2 separate regions of the Homo sapiens genome follow, and region 2 is linked to region 1. A link is an interaction called in ENCODE POLR2A ChIA-PET data of the cell type or tissue named here. Cell type or tissue: K562. All regions are shown on one strand. Region 1 overlaps PTCRA (pre T cell antigen receptor alpha). Region 2 overlaps CUL9 (cullin 9).

Evidence for each region. ChIA-PET counts read pairs that join two places held together with the same protein. Peaks named below come from ENCODE experiments on the same cell type or tissue, not always from the same donor. Only the 100,000 strongest peaks of a DNase experiment are listed, where the experiment ranks them.
Region 2: POLR2A ChIA-PET joins it to region 1 with 5 read pairs; 8 of 35 experiments call an interaction of 5 or more read pairs at or near these places.

The regions. Positions count from the first base shown.
Region 1 is chr6:42,922,591-42,925,090 of GRCh38, reverse strand. PTCRA (pre T cell antigen receptor alpha) reads right to left here. Exons shown (of 4, transcript NM_138296.3): 2 at 1,744-2,064; 3 at 818-862. Among named protein-coding and RNA genes, the nearest start is that of CNPY3, 5.6 kb to the left of the region's middle. In K562, no CTCF peak of the experiment used is centred here; DNase peaks (open chromatin) are centred at 821 and 1,000.
Region 2 is chr6:43,221,573-43,224,072 of GRCh38, reverse strand. CUL9 (cullin 9) reads right to left here. Exons shown (of 41, transcript NM_015089.4): 35 at 2,295-2,388; 36 at 1,683-1,757; 37 at 1,432-1,542; 38 at 1,177-1,294; 39 at 676-809. Among named protein-coding and RNA genes, the nearest start is that of DNPH1, 6.7 kb to the left of the region's middle. RefSeq lists an enhancer at 714-1,251. In K562, no CTCF peak of the experiment used is centred here; no DNase peak of the experiment used is centred here.

The DNA of each region.
Region 1 (2,500 bases):
TTCCTGGCCTTCATTTTATTTTATTCCCCAACAATCATGGGGGTAGGGGTGGGGGCCACGCAGGAATTAATTAGCATCTGATGCAGAGAGTAACTAGCTCAAAATTCTTTTTTTTTTTTTTAGATGGAGTCTCACTCTGTCACCCAGGCTGGAGGGCAGTGGCACGATCTCATCTCACTGCAACCTCCACCTCCCGGGTTCAAGTGATTCTTCTACCTCAGCCTCCTGAGTAGCTGGGACTACAGGCGTGTGCCATCACGCTCGGCTAATTTTTGTATTTTTAGTAGAGACGGGGTTTCACCATGTTGGCCAGGCTGGTCTCGAACTCCTGACCTCGTGATCCACCCACCTCGGCCTCCCAAAGTGCTGGGATTACAGGTGTGAGCCACCGCACCCGGCCTCAAAATTCTCTATTTGGTCGGGAAGCAGAGTTGGACCACAGCCCAACTTCATGACTGTCCGTCCAGGCTCTTTCCATCACCCCAGACAGCCTCCCATTTACACGGCCTCTAATGCTGAGACCCCCCTGCCTGGGCTGCCCAAGGAGGACTCCAAAGACCCCTCTGTTAGCTGTCACCTGTGCTTCTCAACTAATGTCCAGGAATTAGGCTGGGGTCAAAGGATTCACCCCCATCTTATGCTAGGTAGACTGAGGCCCATGCTAGCCAGTGCCCCAACCTAGCATGACAGCCTCTACATGGGACACCTACTGACCTCCAGTGTAAGACCCATTAGGCCAGAGCTGAAGGCCCCACCCCCCGGGCCCAAGGTCCTGGTCCCAGCCTCTTATTCCCCACCCCTTGCCCGGAGTACTCACCCCTGAGAGGCTCCTGGGGGCAGGTCCTGGCTGTAGAAGCCTCTCCTGTTGTCCAGGGAGAAGCGAATGAGTCTTTGGGGATGGGCCATGCACTCTGGAGGGCATCCCCAGTGCTATGCCCAGGCCCTGGCACAGGGTGGGTGTCGAGGCATTTGGGGTAAATGGACAAGTGAGCCAGCAGCAGAAACCCTGAGCCCATTTGCTGCAAGTCCTCTGAAGACCCAAACATCCCTCACTTTGCAGTGTCCCCTGTTCTGTGCCCTGGGGAGGCTGGGGAGCCCGGAACTCTCAGATAAGGAACTGACTGTCTTCGCAGCATTCTTTGGAAGTCAGGGCACTTAGTTAACAAACATTCCCATTTGAAAGATGACAAAATTGAGATAATCCCTAGAGAGGAAGTAAGTCATCTGGTCAGTGATAATAATAGCTGACTGTTTCAAAATACAATGGAGGGGGAAACAAAAATAGCTGGCTTTAGACATGTTGCTTAACCTCCCTGTGCCTGTAAAATTGAGGGAATTATATGACCTGTCTCATAAATGTGAAGTCTGTAGAACACTGCCTGGAACAGAGTAAACACTCAATAACTGGTAGTGATTTGTTAATTAGTTTGGTCCTTATAGGGTGTCATGTACACAGGGTGATTATCTATGTGTGTATAATGAATCCTAGGTGGAAGGAGGCATTTTTATCCTTGGAAGCCATGCTGCAAAGCCTGGATTTCAAACAGATATTGCAGTGGCAAATCCCAAAATTCATGGCCCTGAGGCCACTCTCCCCTGAGCCCAGGTGTCACCTCACCCAGAGGCTCTGCGCTTGGACACCCTTCATGCCTTTGTGGCCTGGAGCCTGCCCTCCCTCCAACCATATCCTGGTGTGTGGAAGGGGACAGGGAGCATCCGCAAGGGCCCAGGCTCCATCCCCACCTGACAGATGCATGGGCTGTGTACTCCTGCTGTGACCCTCAGCCCCAGGCCCAGTGTGGCAGACCAAAGGCTCCCAGGATGCCAGCTCCTCAGAAGGCAGGGAGAGATGGGCCAAGTTGGTCCAGGTGCCATCCGTTGCTGGGGAAGGGCCATAGGTGAAGGCATCCAGTGCACTGCCATTGCCGGCTGAGAACCAGATGGGGCTGTCAAGGCCAGGGGGTGCAACATCAAGGACCAGGCAGACCACCACCATCTGCTGCTTTCCATCCACCAGCAGCATGATTGGTGGGGCCAGAGAAGGAAAGGGTGTGCCGCCCACACCTGCAAGAGAGCATGTACCTGTGGGTGCTAGACCAGCTTTTGGCCTCCCAGGCCAGCATTGTGTTGTAGGCTAGGGTTCTACATTTCTGTCTTTCCATCCATCCATCCTTCCACCATCCATCTACATGTCCTTCTAGCCACTCATCCATTCCTCCTTGCATTTTCCCATCTAGCCACCCTTCCTTCCCTCCATCTGCCCATCCTTTCATTCACTCACCTGTTTATCCATCCTTTCTTCTATCAGCCATCTATCCTCCATGTATTCTTTCTTTCTTTTTTTTTTTTTTGAGATGGAATTTTGCTCTGTTGCCCAGGCTAGAGTGCAGTGGCGCGATCTCAGCTCACTGCAAGTTCCACCTCCTGGGTTCATGCCATTCTCCTGCCTCAGCCTCCTGAGTAGCTGGGACTACAGGTGCCCGCCACAGCGCCCGGCTAA
Region 2 (2,500 bases), 300 kb before region 1:
TGAGAAGGAGGTAGAGGGCATGGGGCCTTTGGACCCAGCATTCCTTCCACTGATGCTCTGGGAGGGCCAAGCTCCTGCTAGGACTGCTCCCCTCCCAGCACAGCACTTCATGAAACACTGCCTTTGTGAGTTCACCCACAGATGGTCTCCAGGGATACGGGGTACCAGGTGAGGCACACGACCCTGTGCTTAAAGAGCTTACAGAATCTATGTCTTTTCTGCCCATGTGACTTACCAGTCAGTAAGCAACCTGAGGACAGGACTCACAGTTTAGACTCAGCATCAGTGCATTAGAGCTGGAGAGAGCCTGGGAGAGCCCTTGCTCCAGTGACCCCAATCCCCTGATGCCCACTCTTAGGATTTCAAATCCCTATCTGGGAAGTACAGTCTGGAAAAGTTCCCCAAGTGATTCTGATAGGCACCTGACCAAATACCCTTGATGTGGGCTAGCCAACCCCTTTATTTTGTAGGAATCCCCAGGAGGTGAAGTGATAGGGTCCAGCAGCATCAGGCAGGTTGGCCCAAAAGCCGGGATGTGCGCCCAGGTCTAACATCCATTCACCCGCTTTGCTGCCTTTCCTTCTGGACTCGCCCCAGGGCAGGGGCTGTGCTGGGACAGGAGGACCTCAACTCCCGCAGAATGCAGGAGCAGAAGGGGTCTGGGCCGGGCAGTACCTGGGCAGAATGCTGCAGGATGGCAAGCAGCCTCTCCTGGATCCGCCGGAGCAGCTCCATGCCCGTGCTGAGGCAGTCGGCCCGCAGGAGGCGCAGGGAGGAGGCCAGGTCTCTGCACCGCAGCAGGGTTTCCTCTGCAGAGGGGGCAGGCACAGAGGCTCCCTCCCTTCTCATTCTCATCCATTCCTTCCTCCAACAAACACCTATGGAACGTCTACCAAGCACCAGGTGCAGCTCTAGACATTCTCATGAAGCTCCCTAGGGGAGCAGGGTAAAGACCAGAAACCAAGAAACATCCACGAACATCTGCGCCCTTGGGCACCTTACAATGTAGGCTTTCGACCTGAGCTTTAACAGCCAGGCAGTGAGAAGGCCATGAAGAATGAAGAGGAAGAGGAGAGAGGGAAGGTAAGGGTGCCGCTTGACCTGTCTGGGAGGGGCCGGGCTGTGCAACAGAGGGGAGGAGGCAGGAGGAGGGCCTGGCTGGCAGGGGTGGCTCACCCAGGAGGATCTGCAGGGCATTGGTGTGCAGCTCCAGGTTCTCTGTCTGCTGCTCCACCACATCCATGTACTCTGCGTCCTGGCTGTAGAAGCTGTACACGCAGGCGTAGGCCAGCACCTGCAGGGGCTCCCATCAGCTCTCCCGCCTGCCCTCTCCTCATTCCCTTCACCCAGGCAAGTCCGATGAAAGCAGCCAAGCCCCCCAGACCCATTTGGCACACCCCTCCCCTGCTCTCTTCCCCCACCCGCTACCACCTTCCGAGCCTGCTCCAGTCCCTGGCAGGCATCATTGAGGAAGGTGAAGGATCTGGGCGGGGGCACTTCATGGATGGCAGACACCCGGTTCCGCAAGTTCACAGCAAACTCCTGTGTGGAGGAAGGTGTATCAGTACCAGCACAGGTGGCGCAGCACCACCTGCCCGGTCAGACCTTCAGCCCACCCCCCTCCACCCCACCACCCCAACCTGCTTCTGCAGGCATCTACCCGCTGTTTCCTCCCGACTCACCCGCGCCTGGTGATGGAAAGTGCACCTCTCATTATAGTCCTGAAACCGCTTCTCCTGGCGAGCTGCCTTGCTTACCTAGCAAGGATACGTTGGGAGGGCTATTGGGTGTTTTGTTTGGACAGGAGGGAGTTAATAAGTGGAAAAGCCAACATTCACGGAGGCCTTTCTACACCTCCCCCGATTATCTTCATTCAGTCCTCATGACTGTGTGGAGTAGGTCATATTATTCACCCCTTTTGCAGAGGCTGTTGAGGCTTGGAGAAGTAAATGAACTTGCTCAAAGCCACATGCTAAGCAGCAGAGCCAGGCTCTAAATGCAGGGTCCCTGCTCTTTCCTGCTCTGCCCTGCTGCCTTCTGAGAGTGCCCAGCCCTCCCCAGCCTTTCTGTAGCCACCTCGGTATGAGAAGTCCTGTTCTGGAGCTGAAGGTCCCTGTGAACAGACTTTCCAGCATCTGCAGGCCCAGGTGGCTCTGTCTTCCCCACAGTGAGCCTCTATCCCAACAGCTAGAATGCTGCACTGCACAAGGAGCCCTGTCTGCCCAGGACCTGGTAGCAGCACCCCTCCCCGACGGCTCTGGGCCTCTGCCCTCCCCTAGTGCCCAGCGCCTTACCATGGCAGAGCAGTTGTAATAGTCTTTGTGATTTGGCTTCCAGGACTTGAGGCAGCGCCAGCAGAATCCATGGTTACATTTGGCACAGGTCATGCTATGGAGGAAGCTGGCTGGTCAGGGACTCCTGCCTCTGGGCAGGGGTGTGCCAGGAATGCCAAGGGCCCAGATGTACCGCTGTTGATGCTGTGGCCTCTGCTCCTGCCCTG